Regions from separate parts of the Homo sapiens genome. Here regions 1 and 2 are each linked to region 3. Evidence: read pairs that join two places in POLR2A ChIA-PET (ENCODE). Cell type or tissue: A673. All regions are shown on one strand. Each heading gives the region's core, and the rest is flanking DNA. Links, peaks and the distances in the headings are about the cores only.

Evidence for each region. Peaks named below come from ENCODE experiments on the same cell type or tissue, not always from the same donor. Only the 100,000 strongest peaks of a DNase experiment are listed, where the experiment ranks them.
Region 1: POLR2A ChIA-PET joins it to region 3 with 13 read pairs; 1 of 35 experiments calls an interaction of 5 or more read pairs at or near these places.
Region 2: POLR2A ChIA-PET joins it to region 3 with 5 read pairs; 1 of 35 experiments calls an interaction of 5 or more read pairs at or near these places.

The regions. Positions count from the first base shown.
Region 1 is chr12:50,588,527-50,591,586 of GRCh38, reverse strand. All of the region lies in intron 1 of DIP2B (disco interacting protein 2 homolog B), which reads right to left. Among named protein-coding and RNA genes, the nearest start is that of DIP2B, 85 kb to the right of the region's middle. In A673, for the core only: no CTCF peak of the experiment used is centred there; a DNase peak (open chromatin) is centred at 1,556; H3K4me3 peaks cover 459 bases; H3K27ac peaks cover 2,229 bases.
Region 2 is chr12:49,267,379-49,270,438 of GRCh38, reverse strand. It overlaps TUBA1C (tubulin alpha 1c), which reads right to left. Exons shown (of 4, transcript NM_032704.5): 2 at 752-974; 3 at 463-611. Among named protein-coding and RNA genes, the nearest start is that of TUBA1C, 3.8 kb to the right of the region's middle. In A673, for the core only: no CTCF peak of the experiment used is centred there; a DNase peak (open chromatin) is centred at 1,648; H3K4me3 peaks cover 1,552 bases; H3K27ac peaks cover 1,977 bases.
Region 3 is chr12:50,393,358-50,396,417 of GRCh38, reverse strand. It overlaps FAM186A (family with sequence similarity 186 member A), which reads left to right. Exons shown (of 8, transcript NM_001145475.3): 1 at 1-125. Among named protein-coding and RNA genes, the nearest start is that of FAM186A, 1.7 kb to the left of the region's middle. In A673, for the core only: no CTCF peak of the experiment used is centred there; a DNase peak (open chromatin) is centred at 1,587.

The DNA.
Region 1 (3,060 bases), core at 346-2,845, 200 kb before region 3:
GTCAAGTGCTTGTAGGATACACTCAGGAGGCTGAGGTGGGAGGATCACCTGAGCCCAGGAGGCAAAGGATACAGTGAGCTGAGATCATGCCACTGTACTCCAGCCAGGGAGACAGAGACAATGTCTCAAATAAATTAAAAAAAATTATCATGCATAATTTGGATCTCACCCCCAAGAATTTTAAAAAAGGAATACAATGGGGAAAAGATTAGGATTTAAAAAAAAAAATCAGATGGGTAAACAAAAAGAAAAATCAATATCATAAAAGGCTAGAATAACTTCAGGTTCAAGAATTGGGCATTAAATTTAGCTTCTAGTTTCTTGGCCTTCAAAGTCCATGGAGAAGTAAAACAGATTATTGAATTCCTGCTCTTTGAAAAAACTGTCTTAGCCTATTTTGTGCTGCTATAACAGAAATCTGAGACTGCACAATTCATAAAGAACAGAAATTTATTATTCACAGTTATGGAGGCTGAGAAGTCCAACAGCAAAGCATCTGGTGTCTGGTAAGGGCCCTCTTGCTGAGTTTTCAAAGGGCAGAAGGCAGAAGGGCAAGCTAGCTGAACCTGTGTGAAGTCTCTTTTATAAGGGCCTTAATCCCACTCCCAAGAGAGAAGCCCTCATGGTCCATTCACCTCTTAAAAGTCCATCTCTTAAAAGTATCACATTGGCAACACCTGAATTTTGGAGGCAACACATTCAAACCATAGCACACAGAAATCTAACTTGAAAGTGGAGTTTCCTAGATGGGTTCTGGTCTATAAATACACTAAAATTTCATAACATCAAATTTTGATCAATCTACACATTTTATATTAAAGTCTAAATTCTTGTTTGTTTTTAAACATGCTTTCACTGGAAATGATCATAATAATGATCCTCTAGTAGCAGATGCTGTGACAATTAAAACAACATTCATGCCAGGCATGGTGGCTCTCAGCTGTAATTCCCAGCACTTTGAGAGGCCGAGGTGGGTAGATCACAAGGTCAAGAGTTCGAGACCAGCCTGGCCAACATGGTGAAACCCCATCTCTACTAAGAATACAAAAATTAGCTGGGCATGGTGGTGCGTGCCTGTAATCCCAGCTACTCAGGAGGCTGAGGCAAGAGAATTGCTTGAACCCCGGAGGCGGAGGTTGCAGTGAGCTGAGATCACGCCACTGCACTCCAGCCTGGGCAACAGAGCAAGGCTCCGTCTCAGGAAAAAGAAAAAAAAAAAATCACTCCTTGGGCCACAACTGTCCTCAATTACTTCTCCAGTGGGGGCCACAAATGGCATCTTCAAAAACAGAGAGAAAGCAGAAACACAAGTGTAATCCCAGAATTTTGGGAGGCCAAGGCAGAAGGCTCGCCTGAGCCCAGGAGTTCGAGATCAGCCTGGGCAACATAGTGGGATCCCACCTCTACATAAAATTAAAAAAAAAAAATTATCCAGAAACGGTAACATGATCCTGTAGCTTCTACTCAGGAAGCTGAAGCAGGAGGATTATCTGAGCCCAGGAGTTTGAGGTCTCAGTGAGCCATGATGGCGTCACTGCACTCCAGCCTGAGAAAGTAAGATACTATCTCAGAGAGAGACAGAGAAAGAGAGAGAGAGAGAGAAACAGGAAATGCCTATCTCCTCTGCCCCCTTACTTTCACCAGTTAAAAGGCAGAGAACAGATAAAAGAGAGAAAGCAGTAAGAGGATCTTGGAAGATAATTAATCCCCGATTAGCATATATTTCCACTGGAATATTCAAATGTCTTCTCTTAACCTCTCTTAATTTTTCTTCCTGATGGTCCTAAATTACTCAGTTGTTTAAAATTTAAGTAACACAGAGGATACACCCTCTGGCCCCCAAGAGCAATCATTATCTGGCCCTGCTTGCCTGTGTCAATGGTCCCGATCTCCCACCACTCTCCTAACTCACTGGACTCACAATTCTTGCAGTTCTTCAGATATACCAAGCTTTTTAAGATCCTTGCACCAATCATTTCCTGTGCCTAAAAAACACTTTCCCTAGATTTTCTTATAAACTGGCTCCCTCTCCTCATTCATGTCTCAGCTCAAATGTCACCTCTTCAGAAAGGCTACTCCTGAAGGATGACCACAAATTTTAAATTAATGGCTGGGCATGGTGGCTCACATCTGAAACCCCAGCACTTTGGGACGCCGAGGTCAGGAGTTTGAGACCAGCCTGGCCAACATGGTGAAACCCCCTCTCTACTAAAAATAGAACAAAATTAGCTGGGCGTGGTGGCGTGCACCTATAATCCCAGTTACTTGAGAGGCTGAGGCAGGAGAATCAAGCCACTGCACTCCAGCCTGGGCAAAAGAGTGGTACTCCATCTCAAAAAAAAAAAAAACAAAGACAAACAAATTTTATTTATTTATTTTTATTTTATTTTATTTTATTTTTTTGAGACAGAGTCTTGCCCTGTTTCCTAGGCTGGAGTGCAGTGGCGCGATCTTGGCTCACTGCAAGCTCCGCCTCCTGGGTTCACGCCATTCTCCTGCCTCAGCCTCCCGAGTAGCTGGGACTACAGGTGCCCGCCACCACACCCGGCTAATTTTTTGTATTTTTAGTAGAGACAGGGTTTCACCGTGTTAGCCAGGATGGTCTCGATCTCCTGACCTCGTGATCCGCCCGCCTCGGCCTCCCAAAGTGCTAGGATTACAGGCGTGAGCCACCGCGCCCAGCACAAACAAATTTTAATTTAATGAGACAGCAATCGTCTCATTCAATCAACTGATTTTAAAGGTGAGCAAATATAAATTCTGGAAATTAAGAGATTTTTCTCTTACATGTCACTTCATCAAACCCCACCTCTATCCTCCAAATTTATAATGTTCTACAGAAAGTTTGGCACAAATCCAGCTAGGCAGTAGGGGCTGTAAATATAGAATCCAGCAGCTGGGTTAAGACGGAATTCTAGCTAACATGGTCTTATTATGGGCATCTGTTCTCCACCCACCAGAGCAACCCAAACCAAGGGGAGAGAAAGGTATCTCATTCAGACAGCATTCCCCAAAAAACATCCTCCTGCTCTTTAGTGAAGTGACTATTAAGGAAATAAC
Region 2 (3,060 bases), core at 346-2,845, 1.1 Mb after region 3:
GTGATCCAAACAGCACACTTCATAAGGAAGCTCCCGACTCCACTTTCAGCAGTACTGGAAGTTTCCAGTATTGGCTGTTTCTTGTCAGTGTGACACTGGCTTCTTGTTCTCTGAACTTTCTGTATTGACATGAAGGAACCATCCCAGATTTTTAAAAAATGACTCTGATCAATTAGTTACATGTAGAAGTCAGCTACCTACTCACTCAGTATGACTAAGATGACCTCAAAAGGGGTGTCTCAGCTTGAAGCAAAATAGGCTAAAGAGCACTTACTTCTACCCCATAGTTGTCCCATAAATCCAAGATCATCTGGTTCAGAAATCCAATTAATTTAGTGAACAGATACATTTTAGTTGCAATGCAAATAGTCTCATTTTAGTTGCAAAGAATGATTTCTGTAGTTTGGTCTCAGAACTGCAAAAGAAACTCTCATCCCACTTTATTTAAAGTACTATACTTACCAGCTTGCGAATTCGGTCCAACACGAGGTCAATGATCTCCTTGCCAATGGTGTAGTGCCCTCGGGCATAGTTATTGGCAGCATCTTCCTTGCCTGTGATGAGTTGCTCAGGGTGGAAGAGCTGGCGGTAAGTGCCAGTGCGAACTTCATCTGGAGAACATGATGGGGGAGGAGGAGGAGGGACAAGGAGCGGGGAGGGAGAGTGGGTGAGTGACCAGCGGAGCCCCCCCAGGACAGACCTCCTGTCCCAGCACCCTGGGATCTCACTTGGGTTACTGAGGTCAACTCACCAATGACTGTGGGTTCCAAGTCTACAAACACTGCCCGGGGCACATGCTTGCCAGCACCCGTTTCACTGAAGAAGGTGTTGAAGGAATCATCTCCTCCCCCAATGGTCTTGTCACTTGGCATCTGGCCATCGGGCTGGATGCCGTGTTCCAGGCAGTAGAGCTCCCAGCAGGCATTGCCAATCTGGACACCAGCCTGGCCAACGTGGATGGAGATGCACTCACGCTGTGGGAGGAAGAAAGGAAAATGTCAGGGTATAATACATCAGATGGGACATTTAGGAATGATTCACACCTAATGACTGATTAACCTTCAAGACAGATAACTGGCTGGGCGCAGTGACTCACACCTGTAATCCCAGTACTTTGGGAGGCTGAGGCAGGTGGATCACCTGAGGTCAGGAGTTTGAGATCTGCTTGGCCAACATGGCAAAACTGCATCTCTACTAAAAATACAAAAAAAATTAGCCAGGCATGATGGCGCACACCTGTAGTCCCAGCTACTTGGGAGGCTGAGGGAGGAGAATCACTTGAACTCAGGAGGTGGAGGTTGCAGTGAGCTGAGATCACACCACTGCCCTCCAGCCTGAGTGACAAGATATTCCATCTCAAACAAAAAAAGATAACCATCTTTCAGCAGGCCACTCCTGCTCAGGGACTATAATTTCAAAAGCAAAAATCTTTGAAGACCTAATTCAGCAAAAGTGCCTTGGAAAACCAAAGATGTGTTCATGAACTACTCGGCAAGACCAGACAGTTGCTTTGTAGCCACAGTAGATATGATTCCTTAAACTAAGGCAAAATTCCCCTTTCCAGCTCTGATTCATTCTCTGAATGATTGTGTAACTACTGAGCTCATTCTGGTCCCGCTTTAATCCTATTCTTTAGGAGACAAAAGCTTCTCTCTCCCTCCTTTAAAACCAGCTTAAACCAGCAAACTATAGCCATGACTCATGAAGAAAATGCTGGATAAGCAGCAGTTAGCTGTATTTTAAAAACTGTGGTCAGAGGCAGCTTTTTAACCAAGTGGAAGAATCTAATCTATAGGAAGAACGTTTTTCCTTCACCGTCAAAACATCTCCGGAAGAGGGAAGACCATAATAATAAAGGCTAGAAATGTTACCAAGACTTTACTGATAGGTTAAGAAATTAGTTGTTTCTGGCTCACACCTGTAATCCCAGCACTTTGGGAGGCCAAGGTGAGCAGATCACTTGAGGTCAGGAGTTTGAAATCAGCCTGGCCAACATGGTGAAACTGTCTCTATTAAAAATACAAAAAAAAAAAAAATTATGGTAGAGCACAGTGGCTCATGCCTGTAATCCCAGGACTTTGGGAGACCGAGGTGGGTGGATCATCTGAGGTCAGGAGTTCAAGAACAGCCTGGCCAATATGCTGAAACCCCATCTCTACTAAAAATACAAGAATTAGCCAGGCATGGTGGTGCGCGCCTGTAGTCCCAGCTACTCGGAAGACTGAGGCATGAGAATCACTTGAACCCAAACCCAGGAGGTGGCGGTTGCAGAGATCTCGCCACTGCACTCCAGCCTGGGCAACAGAGGCAAGACTCTGTGTCTGTGTCTGTGTGTGTGTGTCTCTCTCTCATAGATATATATTTATGAGGTGGACCAAGTTAATTTAGAAAGGCCAGAGGGGCCAAAGCAGAATATGGTTAGAAATTACCAAACCCACACCTGCTAAGTAAAATAAGGGAATAAACATAGAATCTGTACACACAGACTTAACAGGAAAACAAAAAGGGTGTTTGGCATTTCATCATAAGTCAGATTAGCCACTTTGGAGACTGGCAGAGCACTAAGTTCTCAAAGGACCTGGTCTCATAAGCCAAGAGATAATAAAAACCCTAATTACTCACAACCTTTGACCTCCTTCCCACCTACACTCCCCATGAAACAATCAAGGTCTCTTAACCACATCAGCAAGCTCAGTATCACCTGGGTCTACTCACCCAGCTCCAGGGGTGTGGGAGAACAGGAGTAGTTTGTTCTAATTAGCCCATGACTATTTACCATTGCATCATGTTTACCTTTTTGAGAAAAAGTCTCGCTCTGTCGCCCAGGCTGGAGTGCAGTGGAAACTCCGCCTTCCAGGTTCAAGCGATTTTCCTGCCTCAGCCTCCCAAGTAGCTGGGATTACAGGTGCCCACCACCATGCCTGCCTTATTTTCGTATTTTTAGTAGAGATGGGGTTTCACCATGTTGGCCAGGCTGGTCTTGAACTCCTGACCTCGGGTGATCTACTCACCTCGGCCTCCCAAAGTGCTGGGATTATAGGCGGGAGCCACCACGCCCGG
Region 3 (3,060 bases), core at 220-2,719:
CCATCATGAGAAGAGAGCCCCAAAATATCCTTAGTCCTTTGATGCTCCCTAACCTTGAGATCCCATTCTCAGTAAAGGATATCATCTCTAGGATTGAGCGCGCACAGCTCCATCGAGCCAGAGAGGTAGGTAGTGAATCTGAAGTTTACAGACTGCAATTTTCTTTTTAAACTTTCTGTGACCAAGTACATTTTTGTTTATTTTAGAAATCACTTTCATGATATTTGACTGTATTTAGGGTAGCTTTGACTTCAAATGACAATTTCACCTGACACCGACTGTGGATATAACAAGCTCCAATTTGACATTAATCTCTTTATATCAGGTTTAATAAAGCCATTTAAGAAATAAATCAAGCCGGGCATGGTGGCTCACGCCTGTAATCCCAGCACTTTGGGAGGCCGAGGCGGGCGGATCACTGAGGTCGGGAGTTCAAGACCAGCCTGACCAACATGGAGAAACCACCGTTTCTACTAAAAATACAAAAAGTTAGCTGGGCATGATTGCACTTGCCTGTAATCCCAGCTACTCAGGAGGCTGAGGTAGGAGAATTGCTTGAACCAGGGAGGTGGAGGTTGTGGTGAGCCAAGATTGCACCATTGCACTCCAGCCTGGGCAACAAAAGCGAAACTCTATCTCAAAAAAAAAAAAAGTTTTCATTTGTTCCCTATGGAGGTTTTATCAAACAGCTATTAGCCAGATAGAATTTAGATGGCTTTGAATTCTAGCTCCTTTTATTTTCCCTGTACACTTCAAGGAGAAATTAGGAGAAATTCAAGGAGAATAGAAAGAGTGTTTACATAATGTCAGCCGGGTGCGGTGGCTTATGCCTGTAATCCCAACACTTTGGGAAGCTGAGATGGGAGGATCCCTTGAGGCCAGGAGTTAGAGACCAGCCTGGTCAACATAGTGAGACCCCATCTATATTTTTAGAAAAATAAATAAATAAATAAATACATAAGAATCTAATAGACCCCCAAACAATTAAGGTTATACTGCATTTTATTCTCTCGCAGTACAACAAAATCAGGCCAGGCACAGCGATTCATGCCTGTAATCCCAATGCTTTGGGAGGCCAAGGCAGGAGGATCTCTTGAGCCCAGGAGTTCTAGACCAGCTTGGCCAACATAAGGAGACCTCCTGTCTACTAAAAATAAAAAAATTAGCCAGGCATGTTAGCTCAAACCTGTAGTCCCAGCTCCTTGGGAGGCCAGAGGATCCCCTGAACCCAGGAGACTGCAGTGAGCACCATGCTTGCACTACTGCACCCCACTCAGCATGGGTGACATAGCGAGACCCTGTCTCAAAAACAAACAAACAAACAAAAATCAGTCATGTTTGATGAAATTGATTAAGGGGGGGTTCTTTCCTATGTTTAAGGAAAGCTAAACTGGTCACAGTGGCTCATGCCTGTAATCCCAGCACTTTAGGAGGTCAAGGTGAGAGGCTCACTTGAGCCCAGGAGTTTGAGACCATCCCAGGCAACAAAGCAAGACCCTGTCTCTAGAAAAAATTTAAAAATTAGCCAGGAAGTGGTGGTATGCACTTGCAGTCCCAGCTACTCGGGAAGGTCCCTTGAGACCAGGAATTTGAGGTTACAGTGAGCTATAGATTGTGCCACTACATTCCAGTCTGGTGACAGAGGGACTCTATCTCTAAAAAAAAAAAAAAAAAAAAAAAAAAAAGAGTGTTAGCCAGGCACAGTGGCTCACTCCTGTAATCCCAGCACTTTGGAGGCCAAGACAGGAGGATCGCTTGAGTCCTGGAGTTCAAGACCAGTCTGGGCAACATAGTAAGACCTCTGTCTCTCTCTCTCTATAGGTAGATAGGTAGATAGATAGATAGATAAATAGATTTTTTTTTTTGAGGCAGACTATCATGCTATTGTTCAGGCTGAGTGCAGTGGCGCGATCTTGGCTCACTGCAACCTCCATCTCCTGGGTTCAAGTGATTCTCCTGCCTCAGCTTCCCAAGTAGCTGGGACTACAGGCACCGGCCACCAAGCCTGGCTAATTGTTTTTGTATTTTTAGTAGGGACAGGGTTTCACCATGTTAGCCAGTATGGTCTTGATCTCCTGACCTTGTGACCCACCCCCACTCCAAAGTGCTGAGATTACAGGCGTGAGCCACTGCGTCCAGCCCATTTTATATATTCTTTTAAAAAACAAAAACAAAAACAAAAAAACAGAGTGCTTGGCCAGGTGTGGTAAGTAGCTCATGCCTGTAATCCTAGCATCTTGGGAGGCAGAGGCAGGTGGATCACTTGAGCTCAGGATTTCAAGACCAACTGGCCAATATGGTGAAACCCGGTCTCTACTAAAAATACAAAAAATTAGCCGGGTGTGGTGGCTCCTGCCTGGAGTCCCAGCTACTCAGGAGGCTGAGGCAAGAGAATCACTTGAGCCCGAAAGGCAGAGGTTGCAGTGAGCCGAGATGGTGCCAATGCACTCCAGCCTGGGTGACAGAGCAAGACTCTGCCTCACAGAAAAAAAGAGTGCTAAATATCGATAAATTCCCACTCCTCACACAGACTTTCTCCTGTTCCAACTTCTGGCAACTAGCAACAATAACACAGTGTTTGCTTTTAACAGCTTTATTGAGGTACAGTTAGCATACCATAAAATGTATGCAACCTCTGCCTCCGGGGCTCAAGCCATCCTCCCACCTCAGCCTCCCAAGTAGCTGAGACTACAGGCACACACACCAGCACGTCTGGCTAATTTTTGTATTTTTTGTATAAATGGGGTTTCACCATGTTGCCCAGGCTGGTCTTGGACTCCTGAGCTAAAGCAATCTGCCTGCCTCAGCCTCCCAGAGTGCTAAGATTACAGGCTTGAGCCACCACGCCTGGCCCAAAATACACTTTTTTTTTTTTTGAGATGGAGTCTCGCTCTGACACCCAGGCTGGAGTGCAATGGCACCACCTCGGATCACTGCAACCTCCGCCTCCCAGGCTCAAGCAATTCTCCTGCCTCAGCCTCCCGAGCAGCTGAGACTAGACAACAGGCACCCGCCGTCATGCCCGGTTGATTTTTGTATTTTAGTAGAGACAGGGTTTCA